Linked DNA regions of Mus musculus: all the other regions are linked to region 1. Evidence: chromatin loops called from intact Hi-C (ENCODE). Cell type or tissue: heart. All regions are shown on one strand.

The links. Peaks named below come from ENCODE experiments on the same cell type or tissue, not always from the same donor. Only the 100,000 strongest peaks of a DNase experiment are listed, where the experiment ranks them.
Region 2: it touches region 1 in a loop (1.9-fold over the local background); 5 of 42 quality-filtered maps call a loop at or near these places.
Region 3: a loop joins it to region 1, with 2.1 times the contacts of the local background. A loop is called at or near these places in 2 of 42 quality-filtered maps.
Region 4: a loop joins it to region 1, with 2.0 times the contacts of the local background. A loop is called at or near these places in 2 of 42 quality-filtered maps.

The regions. Positions count from the first base shown.
Region 1 is chr16:57,482,737-57,487,736 of GRCm38, reverse strand. The region is part of intron 1 of Cmss1 (cms small ribosomal subunit 1); the gene reads left to right. All of the region lies in intron 1 of Filip1l (filamin A interacting protein 1-like), which reads right to left. Among named protein-coding and RNA genes, the nearest start is that of Cmss1, 120 kb to the left of the region's middle. In heart, no CTCF peak of the experiment used is centred here; a DNase peak (open chromatin) is centred at 2,336; H3K27ac peaks cover 324 bases.
Region 2 is chr16:57,548,740-57,553,739 of GRCm38, reverse strand. The region is part of intron 1 of Cmss1 (cms small ribosomal subunit 1); the gene reads left to right. All of the region lies in intron 4 of Filip1l (filamin A interacting protein 1-like), which reads right to left. Among named protein-coding and RNA genes, the nearest start is that of Cmss1, 56 kb to the left of the region's middle. In heart, a CTCF peak has its summit at 1,908 (motif pointing right); a DNase peak (open chromatin) is centred at 4,519; H3K4me3 peaks cover 2,740 bases; H3K27ac peaks cover 1,740 bases.
Region 3 is chr16:57,579,871-57,584,870 of GRCm38, reverse strand. All of the region lies in intron 1 of Cmss1 (cms small ribosomal subunit 1), which reads left to right. Among named protein-coding and RNA genes, the nearest start is that of Cmss1, 24 kb to the left of the region's middle. In heart, no CTCF peak of the experiment used is centred here; a DNase peak (open chromatin) is centred at 2,660.
Region 4 is chr16:57,563,885-57,568,884 of GRCm38, reverse strand. All of the region lies in intron 1 of Cmss1 (cms small ribosomal subunit 1), which reads left to right. The region is part of intron 4 of Filip1l (filamin A interacting protein 1-like); the gene reads right to left. Among named protein-coding and RNA genes, the nearest start is that of Cmss1, 40 kb to the left of the region's middle. In heart, no CTCF peak of the experiment used is centred here; a DNase peak (open chromatin) is centred at 2,444.

The DNA.
Region 1 (5,000 bases):
GCATTTACCAGGCTTTCTGACTCAGTAGAGAACTTTTCATATGAGCAAAGGGCCCAGCAGCAAACAGATAAAGGGAAGCAGTAAGAGGAGTGAATGAAACGCACACACTGTGTGCCAGGCAGCTCTGCCAAGAGGCTTGTGCTTCCACACACCCTGAGCACCAACAGAAGGGATCTAGTGAAAGATCGGCCAACAACACCAAGATTCCGAGCCAGAATGGTCTAGTTTTTCACAAAAGTATGATTTTTCCTTTGAAAAGCTAACCATAACTTATGTATTTATGTGTGTATACACACACAGTAGTTATATATCTTCTATGTGACCTTTATTGTTTCCGTGTGGTTTTATCATTAGAACATGCTTCAATCACTTCCTCAGTGCCCTGTGGAAGCATGGAGTCCCACCCTCTGTGCTGACTGACCCTGAACCTCTGCAGTGCTCCAGCCCCCAGTCTAGAAGCTAAGCTCCACAGTTGGTGTGCTTGTCACTCTTTCTTTTCCAAAACTGTCTCCTGTACATTCTTGGTCTTCTTTGTGCCAATACTCTATGCATCTTTGTGTTTATTTTTTTGTTTTAAGTAGAATGGAGGTTTAGTTTAAATTCAGAAAAGTAAATAAGAAGAGAAGAGGGGGAGTAGCTAGCCATCTGGTGTCAATTTCTACTGCTCGTTTCTGGGCTGATTCGTGAAGATAGAGAACTAAGACTTAAACCCTAAAGAATCCACTCATTGGGTGGTGTGCTACCGAAGCCTTGCACAGCTCCCTCCGTGACACTCAGTCCGCAGTTAGCCAGGAAGAGCTATACCATGTTATGTGTGCCACCAAAGGGTGGGAAGGTTCCAGGGGGAGATGGCCTACAATTAGTGTGGTTAATAGTATTTCAAAAACTACTTCATCAAAGGGGGTGGGGGTTTGAATGCTGCAGGGAACGAAGAATTGAAGCAACTGTGGGTTGTGTGAGGCTTAGAGGGATGAGCCAGTTGGCCTGGTGAAAGAATTACAGAGTAGATCCTGGAGCTAGCAAGAGGCTGTGGGAAGCTGTGTGACATTGAAGGAAAGGTAGAAGGGACATGACAGACAAAAGAACGACATGGAGACAAAAGCCATGCATAGACATGTGGAGGAGTTTTGACTATATGCTTTGGCAGTGGAAGCTAGTGTGTTTGTAAGCCGGTTATGTGTGTAGCAGAAAGCATAACTTGTCAGTATTGATGTTGTGAGTAAGATCAGCCAGTTGGGACTGGAGAGAGATTGCATCAGCAGAAAGCACGAGTACTACATGAGGGCCCAGGATTGGTTCCCGCACCCACATAAGAGAAGGCCTTTAGGGCTCTGGAGAGATGGCTCAGGGAGAAAGAACACTTGCTGCTTTCAGAAGACTAGGGTTAAGTTCCCAGCACCTAAGTTATGTAGCTCACAGCAGCCTGTCGCTCCAATTCCAGGGGCTCTGATGTCTTCCTCTGGCCTCAGGCATGCGCACACACACAGACACAGACACACACACACACACACACACACACACAGACACACACACACACACGCACGCACGCACGCACGCACACTCGCACAGAGAGAGAGAGAGAGTGTGCGAGAGAGAGAGATGGATTAATATTTAAAAGGCAGGTATTTTTGTCTCACTGTAGCTCTAGCACTGTAAAAGGGGTAGAGACAAGCTTGCTACCACCAGCCTAGTTCTAGGTTCAGGGCAAGATCTTGCCTTAAAGGCCAGAGAATAAGGAAGAGAGTGGTCCCGCAGAGGACATGATATCTTCCTCTGGTCTCTGCATGTGAGTGCACAGGTACATGTACACTCATACAGAACACACACACACACACGCTACACCCATATACACACATACACAGAATAAACCAGCTTATTGTCATGTCAGGATAAGTGTTTGTTCTGTATTTTTAAGTAATAATCTGCTGAAATAGGTTATAAAGGTGACAGAAATACATGGAATATATTTGCAACTGTTAGAAAATTTCGTTGTAAAAATGTTCAAATAGTTTCTATGCTGCCTTTATAATTTTAAACACACTCTGAAGAGGAACTGAGTCATTTAATCTTTATCGAGGTCCAATTCATTTTGTTGGCTTCATCATATATTTACTAATCTTTAAATCAAAATGCAATAACCATTTAGAGATAGCAGGAGAAATAAGAGCGGCAACAAAGGCATGTTCTGACACACAAAGTGAGATTGGCCTCATGGCACATTATCACATCAGCACCCAGGGTGTGGGGGCGATTGTGTAGAGAACAATTAAAGGAAATTACTCATGTAATTCTTAAAAAGACCTACCAGCCTTGAGTCTGGGATTGTGGTCTTCTGGCCGTAAGCCCAAGCATGTTCACTATTCGGAGAATACGACGAACACCACTCCCATAGGGACAGAGGCGATAGCAGCGTGGGCCTGCCTCTGTCACACAGGCAGAAAGACATGTGCATATGCCTAGTCATTTCTTTGGTCTCTCTTCCCACCCCCACCCCCACCCCGACTCCCTCCTTCCTTCATAATTGTCTACAGTGTATATTGTATATTAGAATATATATTGTGTAATACAAGAATTACAAGGCTCCACCACGAGGCAGGTTAAGTTCATTTTCAGCATTGAATAAAAAGATACAGTAACTCAATAAAACAGGGCAGATTTATTAGGTTTTTTTTTTTTTTCTTCCAGTCAACAAGCAAAGTCAATAAAGATTTTTTTCCGTCCAACTAATCAACTTTACTCACCCGGTTTTAATTACTCCTCTCAATAACTAGTATGAGGTATAGATGTCTATAGATACCCATTTTACAGAAGGGAAAACTAAGGTTCCAAGAAATCAAGTAGCAGGACTTGAATGTGATCTAGATCTTACAACTCCTTACCCAGCCCTTTTCCACAGCTGTGCCTCAGTTAGAGAGGCTCAGGGAGAAGTCCTGGATTCGGATACTTAAGGAAGCACTGTTCCTGGACAGGTCAATGGAGGCCTCTAGGGCCGCCCCAGGTTGCACTGTGAACTGGAAGCATTCCCTCTTTCCTCCGCAGGCCTTGCAAATCTTTACAGTACTCTAGCCCTGTCCGCTCCCCTTCCCACCCACTCCATAAGCTTTCCTAACGGTCAGCTGATCCACTGCAGGAGTCAGCCGAGTCTGGGAAGGAGGAAGATGGATCACTGTCACCACGGGCTATTGTTCATGCTTCTTTCTGGATGATGTACGCGTTTCTGTTATTCCTCTCATGTTTACTCTCTATCTGAATCTATGTCAATTTATGTGCCTTTGGCTCTAAACCACAGTTTATATATTTTCATGTTGTTAATATTTTTAATTGGTGTTTTTAAAGTAAATGTACTCTGTGTTTGGCAGGCCAACAAAGTGGAATGAAGAAAGAGTCAGTCTTGAAAAGTAGCCATATAAGGTGAAAAGTCCCGTTTTGTGTGGGTGCATGTGTACAGACTGCAGGCTTTATCAGGCATGATGTTCATTAATATTTATTGTAACAGTTTACAGTGCAGCCCCTTGAGTCCCTCTGGATTGTGCATAGCCTCAATGACGTAACTGTGGAAAATGCAATAAATCTAAGGTTGAAACTGCTTCTAATGGGAAGTTTCTTTACAGTTGTAAAGTTAACTTGCCTCCTCCAGGATGAGAGGCGGTGGACAAAGCCCCTGCTGACCTTGATATTTGGGGGGCGGTGCTATTCACTGCACTGAAAAATTGCATTGTTCGTGAGACTTTTTCTTTTTGCTGTGCTATATTTAAAATTCTCTGTGTGCTCCTTGCTGATATTCACTGAAGTGACAGGCCTTTGTATGTATTAAACTATAGCTCTTCATATTCTTCTTAATGTATGCAGAATTATCATTTCCCTACTTGAATAAGCAACTGCATGAAAAAACTTATTAATTTGTTATAGAATCTAAACTTTGCAAAGAGCCTAGGTATCATCTAGTTTAATTTTGCCAGTTGCTCTGTAAACCTCTTCAGTGACTTGTAGCTGAATTATCAGCCAAAAATTATCTCATGCTCTACATTTTAGGAAGTTGTTGTTATACTATTTTGAAAGAAACTCCCAGAACCTACACATTTGGCTGTCGTGGCTCTTTTTGAAGCTACGTAGAATAAAATATTCTTTCCCTTCCCTGTTATCTGTGATGTTTAAAGTTAAAGACATTATCTTATCTTACTTCTTTACTGGGGACAGTCTGTTTTCTTATGACAGGTTATTTATATTCCTGGTTTGTGTGATTCAGATGCAGCAAGACACAAAGTACTGAGGAGGGACGAAGTGCGCCATGTCCTTGCCCTAGGGATCTTTGAGTCTCATAATGGTAGAAATCTGAGGTGGGGTAGGTAGGTCACTGCAATTAGCACTGAGGGTTGGAAGCAATGGTCCTGGAGAGAGTGTACCACAAGGCACAGTTTGGAAGGTATTGTGAATGGCCCTAGGGATCTAGATAAACACGGGAAGTGGGCAGCGTGGAGGAACGCTGAAGAAGAAGGAATGCATGACAAGGTTAGCTGTTAGCTGAGTGAGGTGGTATGGTTGGGTAGTGGCACTAAATGGGACTTGGGAGGGGAGAGACCAGGAAGTGCTAAGACTGAACGCTGAGCTGATGGGTGTGGGGATGAGGTCAGACAGGAGGGAGAGTGGAGAATAATGGGATGTCCTAATCAGAAGGATATTCATTGTTCTCTTAATTACACAATTATTTGGGCAACATGAAAGGCACTATATGAGGTCATTTAGGTTTGGAAATATTGTGAATATGATGTTTTGTTATTAGAGCCTAAATGTGTCCAGTCACTGCAGTAGCTTAGAAATTTCAGAGAAGGAAGAGGAAAAAAACCAACCAACAACCAACCAACCAACAAACAAAAAAACCACTGGTAAACATTCTTATGTTCTCATTATGATGAGGAAGAAGAAGAGGAAAAATACAAGAGATGGCCATATTATATGGAGAAATTTAAGGCTCAAGCTAATTCTATGAATTAACTAATATT
Region 2 (5,000 bases), 66 kb before region 1:
TGTTTTCCGGCCTTTTTATTCCTAAGTCAATTCTGTACTTAATTCAGATAGTGGCAGAGATGTGTTTGGGACTTGTGATCAAAATGTAGAAGGGCCCCTCCTCAGCCATCATTGGCAGAGTATACCTTCTTCCAAAGTCAAGAGCTTCTGGGTTGGAGGATCATTTATTCATACTTGTATACAATATCCTTCTTGTCCTAGTGACACACCTAGTAACAATAGCTAGCTGCTTCCCTAGATGCTAGGGAGAAAGCTGGTTGTAAAACTGATACTGAAGTACTTTATAATCCCAGATATAGACAATAAACCAGTTAATGTATGATATGTCTCAGTGTGTGGTGTCAGGGTAAAGAAAGCCAGGTATCACCAGTCATAAATGGCCTTCCAAGGTGACTTTGCTACATTTTATGGGGAGAGTGTTTTAAAGGTATTAAGTCTCTGGTTTCTGAAAGAGGGCTTGTTGACAGCTAAGGAGGTTGGTGGATTACAGACTGTTGTTTGATACTAGCAAGTTACTTGTCCAGTTAGCTCAGTATGATGTCAGCACATACTCTGTCCACAGCACCTCTCGCCTTCAAATAAAGGGTGGGCCTTGCCATCCAGATGGCCTGGTTGAGTTGTATCAACCTCATCTCACTCCTTTCCCTTTGTCCTCTTATTATGTATTAATGAGACCGTAGCCACCCTTCTTGTTAACGAATTTTATGTCCAAATTACCACATACTGTGCTGAGGCTACTTCTGAGGCCTCTGTTTGCTTGTCTTTTGAGCACTAATTAACGGAGAAACCAGTAGTGGGCTACAGTCCAACAGTGGAGGAGTCTTGGCTCTGCCCTGGAGTTGCTCAGCATCGCTGGTGCAGGTCACACTAGTTATCAGTGTCTTCCATAATGCCAGGCATCTAGACCAGATGACTACTGCCACAAGCAGCTGTGAAGGTCTGCTGGTATTCTTTGCTGTGTTAGCAGGCCGTGGGCACACACATGCTCTTGAGGTATCCTATTGTCTCTTTAGAACCTACTAATCCATTTAGAACCTACTAAGGCCTGTTTTAAGTGCATTTCTGTGGAGTTGAATGTTTGCTATTCTGGTGTCTACTTAATGTCATTTGCTGATAATTGGCCTTTGGACAAGAGTAAGTAATTCCAAATGGAAACAAGAAATTGAGTGTGCCTGCATCTACCTGTTCCAGTGTCACCTTCCTATCTTGTCTCCTGTGCAGTGCAGGCATTCCTTAACTTCTTCATAACGGAATTGTATTAGACTTATTTGGGAACCAGTTGAGCATAGAAACGTGAGGCTGGTCAGGTTAGAGAAAGAACACTGCTACTGTGTTCTTTACTGTTCTTAAACTCAGAAGTACAACTGTTCTGTGATCCTATCTTAATCTGCTGAAACCTTTCATACAAGCATGAAGAGGGAGGTTTCTTCTCATGGCTAAAAATGTTTGCTTGGCAAGGCCCCTCACCTTTGTTGGCCTAGCTTTCCCAGTCAGAGGCACGGTTAATGCAGATTAGTGAGGGAAAGAGAATCTCAAGTTTGTTTTTTAATGAAAAGGAAGGATGTGGATTATTTACAGCCGCATTGGTGATGATCTATCAGTAATCACTTAACCTCATAGAAGGATGAGACAAATGTCACACACACCTCACTTCAAATAAGCAGCCAGAGGAGAACCTAATAGTCTTTGCAGTATATATCAAACTCAAGTGATTGGGTTGGTGGCTCAGAGATGCTGTGGTGATGCAGAAGCAGCCAGAGGAATACTTGAAATCTCTTTAAAGATCATTTAAACATAGTTCACAGAAACTAGTTAATCAGCTGAAAGTGAAGCAGCATTCATAGTCCATCACAAACTACATAAACTTAATATCATTTTTCCAAAGGTAGTGATTGGATGTATGAACAACAGGTGGCACCCTTCGGGTCCCCAGGGAGGCTGAAGCCAATGTTGCTTTCTGTTCCGATCAGGACTCTGCCTGGCCCACCCTTCTTTTTTCCTGTAAATGAGAGTTTGGGTTTTTGTTTTCTTTGTTTGTTGTTTTCCTATTTACCTTGTAAAAAACCTACAAACAATTAGTGGAAATGTATTCTTCCTCATTTCTCATGTTTAAATGAACTCTGTTTATTACCAGAGGTACTTGTTTGATGGGAACAGACCAGAGAGAATCTTAAAATGCAATCCATAGTGTGTGTGTGTGTGTGTGTGTGTGTTATGGGAAATTAGTTGAAATTTCAACAAGACTGGAAAATGAGGACAAACAACTTGATTCATGTATTAAGAAAATACAATGAAAGTCCACTGATTAACGGCTAGGTTAATTGTTATAACAGGGGAAATGAATTTACAAGCCTAAAACTGCAGTGTAAAAAAGCAGAGAGAGAAAGAGAGAGAGAGAGGGAGAGAGAGAGAGAGAGAGAGAGAGAGAGAAAGAGAAGAAATGCTCACCTAGACAGCCCACTTTGAGATAGTGTATCCATGATAAATGTGGTTTAACTTTCAGTTTTAAAAGAGGTCTTAATTTTTTAAAGCATGCTTAAAATTGTCTATCTGAAAAAAAATTGTAATTTTAAAATATGTGATTGAAATGTTAGAAAAATGTTTGTATGCTCAAAACCAAAGGCAGACTCTGGGACACAGCTTCCAGGGCTTTGACAGAGGCTCTGCTTTTCAAGAGTTGAACTATAGTTTATGTTACAGATGGTGCTTTGAAATAGCCGACACAATAATTGATGGTTTCTGGTTTCCCCTTCCACTACTATAGAAAATGCAGATACCTTTTCCCAAGGCACGGATTTTTCTCCTTCCAATCACTGTCCATAAAACACAGACAGACAGACAGACAACAAACCTCCTCTCTTCTGTTACATATTCTGAACATCTTCACTGTGGCCTGGCTGGCTGCTGGCCCCTCTTCATGGTGAGAGAGTTAGTTCCCTTGGATTGAAGTAATGGTTTGGAGGAATCTTACTTCTTAGTACTAACTTGCAGTTTATTTATCCTATCTTCAGACCTGACAACATGTAATTTATTTTTAGGATAGAAAAAAAAAATCAGCCTTTTATTTCTCCAAATAAAAATAACACAAAACAAAAAATCATATAGGCAGCAAAAATAGTAGGTGTGTCATATACTTTTAAAACTCAACTACAAGAACTACTAAAAACATTTCTCAATTTTGATCACATTAAAAAATGTTTCATTTTAAAATCTCATATTTAACTCCCCCCCCCCCTGACAAATACAAATAAAATAATCCTTTGTACCTCAAAATGGTTGTAGTTCGTGTCTGTAAAACATTTGAACAGTAGCTTGTATGGTCTTTCCCATGCCAACAATATGAAAGCGTTTTCAGCCTTTCAGCCTAAGTCAACAGAAGTGGTAGCCTGGGGATCCTCAGCTTGTAATTGTGCAAATTTGGAAAACAGAGGCTTTTAAAAAGGGGAAGTGATTCTTTCAGTTCCTAAAGTTTTGTTTCACACTGTGTTCAGATCATTAAAAAGGTACAGAAGTTTCCCACCACCTCTAGTGTGCTAAAATTGACATTAAAAAATCCCTTTGCTGATCTTTATTTTGAAAGGTCCAGTAAATTATGTAGCTTCTCAGTATCTGCCAAATGTTCACTGTACGGTGAGCCTTTATTAATAGCTATAGCCTTTTTAGGTTTAGGTGTAATTATTTTTGGTTAAAAATGCCAGTGATTAAGATTATTTTGTAGATGCTCCCTCCCTTCCAGATTAGTTTTTGAATATAATTAAGAGTACTAATCCAGCGAGGATAGCTTCATCTTTTCAATGCAGCTTGTCCTACTCAAAGTCGAGCTGAGGGAGAAAGAACTAGAAACGGAACAAACTTCCTGGTATAGATTGACACGCTTTAGAGCCAGAAGAGGAAACGATTTTTTTGTATCATCACAAAGTTTTTTTTTTTAAAGGTTAGTTTCATACTAATTCCAACCGTATTTCCACTGATTTAAAAATACTTTTATATTCATATTTCTAAGGAAAAAGCTGGCATTAACAAATCCAGTCCCATGTGGCAGGATTTCGCACTCTACTCTTGGAAGAGCTGAAAGTTTTAAGTCCTGAGGAGATAAGATACTGGGCTGGAGTTGTTCCAGTGGAATCTCCTTTAGATTTCTCAGTACCTGTAGCCACTTGGGAAGCCTTGGAATCCATAGTCCGCACCTCCCATTTAAACTTAAGTCTTCTCCCCGCAGCCAAGAACTTTGAAGTCTTTGAATTGGGAAAGGGCTTGAGGCTGGCAGTCACTGAGCGCGCTCTGCAAAACCTGCCCGCCGCTCTGAAGCTGAGCGGGTGCTGGGCGCGACCCACACACTTGCCCCTGGCCCGGGGGCGGCGGCTGTGCGGGAGCCGGAGCGGCGGCTCTCTCGGGCTTACCTGAGCTGCGGGCGCCGGGCCGGGCCGGGCGGGGCGGCGAGCCGGGCCGCGGTTGCGCTGCGAGCGGCTGTGCGCTCTCCGGGAGCCTCCCGAACAATGCGAGCGGGACGCCGAGCGCGCCCGGCCTTGGGGCGTTACGTCACCGCTCAGCCTTATAAGGCGCGCGGCATGTGCGGCCCGGCGGCGGGGCCGCGACAGCCCAGACCCTCACAGTTCTGCTGACACTGGCGTGGATGCCCCGTGGGTCCCCTGCTCCCCGTGAGGGTCCAGCGGGTCTGACCCGCAGCACCCTTCTACCAGGCTGACTAAGATCATGGGGGTCAAGTTCGACCCTCCTCCCTCCTATTGGGTCTCACAACTTAAGTTGCAGCTTTAAATTCTTAAATACACATCCTGATTCTTGTGTAAACTTTCGTAAATACATTTTGTTACATTTGTTTTGGGGTTTCTGGGGGAGGCAGGAGAGGAAAAGAAGTTGGGGTTTTAGACATATAAACTTCAAACCTCTTTTCTCTTTGTAGAGAGTAAGGGTCCTCAGAGGATAGTATTTTATTTCCTGATGATGTAACTACCAAACAATTCTTCAAGTGATGATGGGAA
Region 3 (5,000 bases), 97 kb before region 1:
TGGCCTGGAACTGGCTCAGTAGACCAGGCTGGTTTCAAACTCAGAGATCTATTTGCCTCTGCCTCTGTAGTGCTGGGATTAAAGGCATGTAGGCGTGCTCCATTACTAACTTCTTTTTTTCCTTTATCTCTTTTCTTTTAAATGTATGAGAGTGTATGAGTATGTATGTGCTTGTATGGGTCACTCAAGGGTAAGAAGAAAGTATGGATCCCCAGGAACTAGAATTACGTGGTTGTGAACCACTTTGTGGGTGCTGGCAAGTGAATCTGGGTCCTCTACAAGTGCTCTTAGCCCCTGGGGCGTCCCTCCAGCTCCTGTTTTCCCTTTTGATACCCTTTTGTTTCCCGTTTCCTTTTGAATTTCCTTATTTGCACCCCTTATATTAATTTTCAATACTTTCCCCCCCTTGATCTGAGTTTTACATAATTTAAAAGCTTTGGTTTAGTTGCTAGAGCCAAAGTCATGGAGCCAATTAGACTTGACTCTGTACCATAGTTTTGGTACCAACTTCTTTTTGTTCCTGAGCATTTGGCCCATGCACACTTCATGTCCTGGCTTGTGTTGTTGTTGTTGTTGTCAACATCACACAAGCTGGAATTATCTGAGAAGAGGAACCTTAATTGAGAAAAATGCCTCCATTCAGAATGCCCATGGAGAGTCTGTAGGGCATTGGCTTAGTTAACCACCAGGCAGGTAGCATTCCTCTGTGGCCTCTGCTTCAGATCCTGCTCTGACTCTTGCTGTGACTTCTCTCAGTGATACAGTTGTAAGCTGAAAGAAATCTTTTCCTCCCCAAGCTGCTTTGGTCGTGGTGTTTTATCACAGCAGTAGAAACCTGAATTACCTGTACTCTTCATCTGGGGATTTACTTGCAAGTCTTCTTTGGGGGATAGAGATATAATGCAGGAGGCCTCTTATACAGCCAAAGTGCCAGCTATATATATTAGTTGTTAAAATTGTTATTATCTTTGTCTTTTTTCTTATTTCTATTAAAAAAGTACTTATTTCTTGGTTATAATGTCACTATATCTTTGCTTTATTTTTATTTATTTATTTTTGGTCTTTCCCTGGTTCGTCCTCTGTTCTCTCTGACCTACCCTTATTTGTTGGAGGTACTGATTGCAAATGGACGTTATGGGGACTGGATGATTAGTGCCCATAACTGGGCTTTATTTCTCATCACCTTTGGCCCAGAAAAATGATTCTTTGTCCATGTTCTTTCCTTACAGTCCCGCTTTGTCTTGTTACTGTGAGCCTTTTATAGCCTCACGTGAAGGCATTCTCTATTCTCTCCCACCTTTTCATAAAAGCATCTGTGCCCTGTGGTTTGTAGAGTCCAGGTGTGTTGTTAGCCATGGGGACTTTGTTTAGCACTTCCTATGGGCAGTATTTAGCTTTTGAATAGTGTAGGACTCGGTTCTGAAAGTGTGTAGTGATGAAGGTCCTCTGCAGTGTTGGGTTTCCTGAGACTACAAACCTGAGGAGTTCTAGGTGGTTCTGAACAAAGTGGGCACGAGCTGTTGTGAGAAACATGGATGTGTCTGAACAAATTCACAGCCGATTCCCGCTTTTGTTAGTGTCTTATAGGAGAGGTAACCCATGACTGGGTGAAGGTGAGCGCTGTGACGAAGCTGCAGTGTTTACAAGTGGTTTTGGAAATGGCCGATTGAAAAATAGAAGGATGTTTACAAAGGAAATGTACTTGAGGGAAGAGGAGAAATAGAATATGAGGAGCAAAGGCCGAACAACCCAGTCCCAGAACCAAAGGGGCAAAGAAGGCCAAAGTGCATGCAGGAGGAGAGTTAGGAGCATTGTGCTGAGCTTGAAGGGTGTGGTCAGTGAGAGGAGGATGGGGCAGCACAGGAAGCTAGCCTTGCTGGGAAGTTGGAGCAGCCATCATCGGGGCACCAATGGATGTGCTATTCCTTGGTACAAGGCTAGAGAATTGCAATGATCTAAGGTGGTATGGGGGTAAAAGTTGATTTAGAAAGATGAGGATTATATACAGTAACTATGTTAAAGTACTGTCTGTACTGAGGTCTGGACTAAGGGAATAGTAGCAGGGGCTGAAAGTGGCGGGGACAGAGAAAGAAAGAAAGGAAAATAGTGATAACTAGATCGTGATTGTGGGGGAACAGAGGTTTCTAGGTATTGAACTTGGTGATGAGGAAGGAGGAGGACTAGAACCCCTTAAGGGAGGCAGTGCAATTGGTGTGTGTGTGTGTGTGTGTGTGTGTGTAACTGTTAGCACTGAAGTTTGGGGGATGTTAATAGAGAACCCTTGTAGAGAAATCATCATTTAACTGTGTAGGCAAACTACTTAATTTCTCACCACACTCACCACACTCGTTGCTCCCTCCTTTCTACTGTAAGTACCACTACATCCCTTTCCTAGAATTAGAAACGAATATCTGAGGACCCCTACTTGTGTCTGAATCTTTTCTACAAGTCTGTACAACTTTATGGATAATTAACTAATCCTGAAAAGACCCTTCTCATTACTTGAATACTGTGCTGTGATTGAACCATTATCCATACACTGATTGGCCTGCAGGAAAGGAAATCCTGCCCTCTCTGCCAGTGACCTTTCTGACCACCCTAGCCATTGTGTCTAGACCAAGCAGACAGATTACATAAACTTGGAGTCTGGGGAGAGCTGCCATTTCTTGGCACTAAAGTATGCAGTGAGCACAGGATGTCCCCCTCGAAGCAGATTTCCTTCCTCATTGGCAGTCTGAGAAAAACCTGGAATGTGGCCATAGTTGATAGGTTTCACGAAAAGGTAAAACAAAAGCAAACAAACCCAAAAGGAACTGTCCACTGTATCCCCAGGGTTCTCAGTGCTGTCTTGGAAGCTAAAGTCACCAGTCACAGAAGCGTTGACATTTCCCAAAGTTTATGGAGTCAATTTTTACGATTCTAATACTCACAGAGGAGCTTTATATGAGTAAATGGACTGCTCGTGAATATGCTGTGAGAGATACTCTCAGCATGGCTGCTACCCTGTACATGACTTTCTCCACTGCTTCCTAAAGGACGGTCTTGGCCTGGGTATGTTCACGAGGTTCACATAACTTCTCCTTGACCCAAAACTTGTTTGCTTGTTTGTTCTTAGGTGACAGAAGTATCTGACACAATATATTTAGGCAAAACATCATCAAAAGACAAAACAGAAAAGGAAGTAGCTTGCTTTTTTTTTTTCTTCCCTCCTCCCTTTTTAAAAGGGGAGAAAACAAACCTATCAATAGAAATTCTTGAGGAATTATTTTGAGTTGTTTGAAGGGTGGTTGTGTTGAAAAGAGGCTGTTAACTGTTATGAGGGGGCACGGGAGGCCAAATTAGAAACATAATTTAACGCTGATAGAATTGAACCATAACATTTTCCCTTTTCCCTGAGCTGGGAAAGTAGACAGGTTTTTTGTTGTTGTTGTTGTTTTTTGTTTTTTGTTTTTTTTAATGAAAGCATCAGTTTTTCCTTAGTAAGATATGACACTATTTGAATAGTAGATTTCCTGATTTAGGAATACAAACTAGGACAAATGCAGAGGCATTAGAAGTAGACTAAGTTGATGAGGCTTGTCTTTATGGATGATATCTTGAACCTTACTGGATATTTCCACTTCCAACAGAGGTCATCATCTGGCCTTGAGACAGCCACCTACTTGTAAATTCCAGAGTTTGGGTTATAATGCTTCTCCTATGGGTCATGGTCGCTCTTTTGCTTGCCATATTTGAAGCTCCTATAATTCTATTATATAATAATTATGTTAATTCTCTATACCAACTGGTGGCCCCATCCAAAGCTCACTCTTCATGCTTGGCATTTGTGTACTTTGCCTGCAGAGTCATGCTTTAGGGTAGGATGGAGACTGAGACAGCCTTGTGTTCTTCATGATGATGATAACATGAGAGGTCACGTGGTCTTTCTCTGCCCCATAGGACATGCAGCCCTCCCACACCTGCTATTTGTGGGTCTTAACTTTTCACAGTCACTGGCTATTGGCCTAACAGTAGCTTTAGGATTCAGGAAAAGTTGGAGGGAAAAATAAATCACTATTGCCTGTTTTATTGAATGTTTTATAAGAAATGAACTCTGGGCTAGGCCTCTAGGGGTAGATTGTTTCAGTTGATGAGAATTGTGAATATTATCCAGATAGAACAATGGTGGGTGAGCCCTTCCTGTGTTTAAGTGCATTCTTAGGGTGTTGGTTGAAATGGCATCTATCTGGGGTAATGTTAGGCAAGTGTGTCTGTCACCATAAGTAGTAAAATACAGTTTATACTGACTGCTTTCCCTTGCATTGAAGTAGTTTCGATGGACAGAAAATGGGGCAGTGAGAGGCATGTCTTTACCGTGACAGTTTTGTCACATACTAATGAAAAACCTAGAAAGTCTGTTTTAGTTTATCTCTAAAACTAACAGAATTCCCCCCACCCCACACGTTAGGGTTGTCAAAAAATGAAATATTTCATAAAGGACTCATTTCCTCTTAGCCCCCCCCCTCCACTCCCCCATTATGTAGCTTGATTAGCTAGAAGCCTTCTATGGAGACACAGAGCGCTTCCTGTCACTGTATTCAAGGCCTGTCACAATCTAACTGGTCTGTTCCCTTCCTGAGAACCATCTCGTTCCTGTCACTGTATTCAAGGCCTGTCACAATCTAACTGGTCTGTTCCCTTCCTGAGAACCATCTCGGCTGCACTATGTGTGGCATTTAAACAATGGGATGTGGTCTCGCCTGCATGCTCCAGGTCTGCCAAGTGGGCCTTTCCTAGAAACATCCGTGGACCACCTCAGCTTCTCGTCCCTGTTCATTTCTTACCTATTCCTCAAATCTAATTAAGCCCCAGCCCCCCAGAACCTGCAGTGCTTAATGTCTGTTTCTACAGCAGAGTTGTTTTGTCTTTCAAATGTAATAGCTTCCAGTGAGGGGCAACCTTGGCCTCTACACAACATTTAACTATGATTAAAATATTTTCTTGTTTCATGAGGCATCTAA
Region 4 (5,000 bases), 81 kb before region 1:
CTGAGTTACGGTTTGGAGTGTTCTAACATGTTCAAAGGCAAGGAGCTTAACAGTAAAGAGCTTCCTGATAAGAAAGGTAACCCAATCACAAAAGAACTCACATGATATGTACTCACTGATAAGTGAATATTAGCCCAGATACTTAGAATACCCAAGATATAAGATACAATTTGTGAAACTCATGAAACTCTACAAGAACGAAGACCACCTTCTTAGAATTGGGAACAAAACACCCATGGAAGGAGTTGCTGAGACGAAAGGACGAACCATCTAGAGACTGCCATATCTGGGGATCTATCCCATAATCAGCCTCCAAACGCTGACACCATTGCATACACTAGCAAGATTTTGATGAAAGGACCCTCATATAGCTGTCTCTTGTGAGACTATGCCGGGGCCTAGCAAACACAGAAGTGGATGCTCACAGTTAGCTATTGGATGGATCACAGGGTCCCCAATGGAGGAACTAGAGAAAGTACCCAAGGAGGTAAAGGGGTCTGCAACCCTTTGGTGGAACAACATTATGAACTAACCAGTACCCCCCAGAGCTTGTGTCTCTAGCTGCATATGTATCAGAAGATGGCCTAGTTGGCCATCAGTGGAAAGAGAGGCCCATTGGTCGTGCAAACTTTATATGCCTCAGTATAGGGGAATGCCAGGGCCAAAAAGTGGGAGTGGGTGGGTAGGGGAGTGGGTGGGGGAGGGTATGGGGAACTTTTGTGATAGCACTGGAAATGTAAATGAAGAAAATACCTAATTAAAAAAAAAAGAAAGAAAGAAATCCAGTGCTAGAAATAAAGAAACCCTGTTAGCAGGAACATAGAGAATTCCTCTTAAATGACTCTAACACACTACTTTTCTTCATTTAAAATTATTGTAACAGGAAGACATGCAGAATATATGCTCTTTCCCATGCACTTGGCTACCTCTGTAGGATTGTACATTTAACTTGTGAGTCTCTTAATTATACTGGGAATGGGCTAATTATAGATGATATAATTGCAGCGCTGTGGTATGGTGCAGAAGCTAAAATAGAATGGAATTACTGAAAAGTAAAAGGACTAACAACTTGAAAATATAAATATGTGCTTTTTAATCAAGCCTGTAGAGTTCATAATATGTCAATAAGCCTGCTTAAGCCAGCCTGCCTGCCTATCTATCCATCCATCTATCTATCTATCTATCTATCCATCTATCTATCCATCTATCTATCTATCTATCTATCCATCCATCTATCTATCTATCTATCATATCAATAAGCCTGCTTAAGCCAGCCTGCCTGCCTATCTATCCATCCATCTATCTATCTATCTATCTATCTATCTATCTATCTATCTATCATATCAATAAGCCTGCTTAAGCCAGCCTGCCTGCCTATCTATCCATCCATCTATCTATCTATCTATCTATCTATCTATCATATCAATAAGCCTGCTTAAGCCAGCCTGCCTGCCTATCTATCCATCTATCTATCTATCTATCTATCTATCTATCTATCTATCATATCAATAAGCCTGCTTAAGCCAGCCTGCCTGCCTATCTATCCATCCATCTATCTATCCATCTATCTATCTATCTATCTATCTATCTATCTATCTATCTATCATATCAATAAGCCTGCTTAAGCCAGCCTGCTATCTATCTATCTATCTACCTATCTACCTACCTATCTACCTACCTATCTATCTATCTATCTATCTATCTATCATATCAATAAGCCTGCTTAAGCCAGCCTGCCTGCCTATCTATCCATCCATCTATCTATCCATCTATCTATCTATCTATCTATCTATCTATCTATCTATCTATCATATCAATAAGCCTGCTTAAGCCAGCCTGCTATCTATCTATCTATCTATCTATCTCTATCCATCTATCTATCTATCATATCATATCAATAAGCCTGCTTAAGCCAGCCTGCCTGCCCATCCATCCATCCTATCCATCCATCCATCCATCCATCCATCTATCTGTGTGTCTTGTAGTTGTGCTGAGGCTGGCCTTGAACATGGTCCTTTTTGCCTCATTTAGGATAGTACTTTATCGTGCCTGGCTTAATAAATCTATTCTAAAATCTAATTAATTAACAATCTGCTATCTTTCATCCTTGTCCCAGAGCACTTGTAAATTAAGAATCTGAGAGAACTTTTTTTTTAAGTAAACAAATTTAGGGCAGTCTGGAGAATAAAGACTTCTTTATGAGATCCTAATCTGTTCTTTGTATAATATAGAAGAAGGAAAAGGGAGCATGTTTAAAATAATCACATAATGTAAGAATTCTTAAGCTTTTTGGGTGATAGGATCTTGTTTTAGTTTGTCCTGTTTTAAGGATCTGACAAAAGGCTGACATGTAAAGTTCAGAAGCTACTGGGCAGGATGCTGGGGTGCGGCTGCTGGTGAGCTCATCTGTGGTCTTGGCAGGAGACTTCATGACTCTCCCTGCCTGAGACACCTGGAAGCCTGAGAACCATGCCGATTCTTCCTGGAGGTTAGAGATGTGCAGTTCACTGCAAGGGTCAGGGTAAGCGGCTATGGTGACTGAACAGCCCTGCCTTAGCTTCCTTTTCACACTTGATGGTGACAACAAGCCATTGCAGCAGCTCAGAGTCTTCCTTTACTGGAGAACACTTTCACAACAACTCTCAAGGATTTCTTCTCAGCTTTTTAAACAAGAGCACATGCTGTCCCCTCTTTCCGAAAAGAGGGATAGGTTTTCTTTTAAGTACAGTAAAAGACCCTTAAAGTGGAATAACTAAGTCCTGTCACTAGAGTAACCAGCTTATTGTGCTCAGTGTTTTGGTGGCGAGCATGGTGCACCTTTCCAGCATGATGGAAGTGCCATTCACCTTCTTCCTGGTTTTCATAATCTCGCTGATATGTCCATCTCCCTAAGCTCCACCACCAATGCAAACATAGAGAACTGATGAGGCCAGGAGATTTGCTCCAATCCGAGGAACATGTACACCTAGTGATACTATCCTCCCTGCTGACTAGGCCCAAGTTTTACACCTCATTTTTACACGACGCAAATTCAAGCCAGACTGCAGACCACATCCCGGAATTGATCCAGACACATGATGTCTATCAGGGAACTATCTGAATTGGAAACTGGAGTTAAAGGAAAGATGTCACTTTTAATTGTATGGAAAAATATACATACACACATATATACACACAGTGATCTTATAAACCTTATTCTTTTAACACCTACATTTTTAAAAGTTCAAGTTGAAATTGGTATAGAAGATACATTTTACTCTCTACCATTCAATCTAAAAATCTCCACTAACAAACTAGGTAGTCAAGTCATTCTTTGGGAAGAGAGTCTAATTTTTAAGTGATAGCTGTGTAGGAATGTCCTAAGTTTTCCCCAGTGTCCCCAGATGAGCTCAGATAACTACTGCTTTCTATCCAGAGCTGCTATTGTTCCTGTGCTCTCTTGGGATTCTCTGTAGCTCATTCTGGAGGAGTTTTTAAGCCTAGGAAAATTCTTTTGGTAAGCATTTGCTGAGTATGGAGGCTACTCTGAAAGGGTTGTTGGGAAGGGAGAGCTCACTGGACACAAACTTACCAGGCAGAGAGTATATGGGAAATGTGAATGTAAGCATGGTTGCAGCCCTGCCAAGTTTGTGTGCCCTTGGGTGTGCATGCACCTCCATTTGAAGACTACTGTCTTGAAGGACTCATGTTCATACACAAATGCTGACATTACAGGATTACAGGAACATCCTGTCCAGTAAAAACGGGTTGAAGAAGCTGATTTTATGGACACAAATGTGAGGTAAAGAAATCCAAACTGACTTAAAGCAATGTCTTATTACAGCTTTTGAGTTTCTTTTATGGCTTAAAGTTGTTTCAGCTTACTGTGATTCATCACTGTTACTGTGTGCAATGCCAATTACTTGCTTTTTCAAACATATCACATCTGTCATCTTGAGTGCTTTTTGTACCAACCATAATGCTGGCTTGAGAGTCTTTTCAGTTTTTATTTATATGCATATATGTCAACATGCATCAGCCTGTATTTTTCTTCTCAGTGAGACATGGTTAATAATATGCACCATATAATGCACACATAAAACAGATGGTGCCCATCTAAATACTGTATAGCCAGTCATACCCATAGGATTTATTTTACAGTTCTCACCATGTTGCTTTTGATATTATTTATGGACATCATATCAACCCCACTAAAATATTAACTTCTTGAGAATGCACCATGCGTGTAAGGGATTTATTTATGTTTTTCACACTGGCTCCTGAGAAGTCCTATGGAAGGAACCAAATAAGAAGTGTTTGAATGAATGAATGAATGAATGAATGAATGGGTGGTTTTTGTTTTTTGTTTGAATGAATAACTAGAACAATGAACAAATATGCCATACTATGGAGAATGTTAGCATTGTCCTAAGCAGTTTTGTTTACTTTTTAAAGATGATTTTCTAGTGTTTAACATACAGGTTTTAGGTATTTAAGTAAATGTGGTATGAGTAGGTTTCTTCCTCAGTATTTTCTAAATACATCATTGTGTCTATTTCATAATTACGGAGCCTCTAAAAAAACCAAGACTACTAGAACCATTTCTTTCTTTCTCCACATCTTTGCACCTTGACTCTGTCTGGTTATTTGGTTAGGAGAGTTTCAGTGATCACATGCTAGCCCATCATGTTCCTTAATAGAGGCTACTCCGATACTTTTTCTTTCTGATTTGGTGCGCTGATCCGTAAGCAGAATACTGCATCCACACACTGCTTTCTTCACATTTATAAGTGTGCTCTCCTGGCTGTCAGTTCTGGTACTTTGGTTGTGTTATACCCCATTTTATGTTGTTTTTAATTCTTGCTTTATTATGTCATTTTAATCATTGCATTGTACTGATACAAAGTTCTAGCAGTGTGAAGAGTAAAACATGGAATTTGTTGGAAAGCTTCCTCCTTTTAAGATAGTTACTATAATTTATGTTTCCTGCTGTGCTCCTTGCCTTGTCAATGGGACTTTTC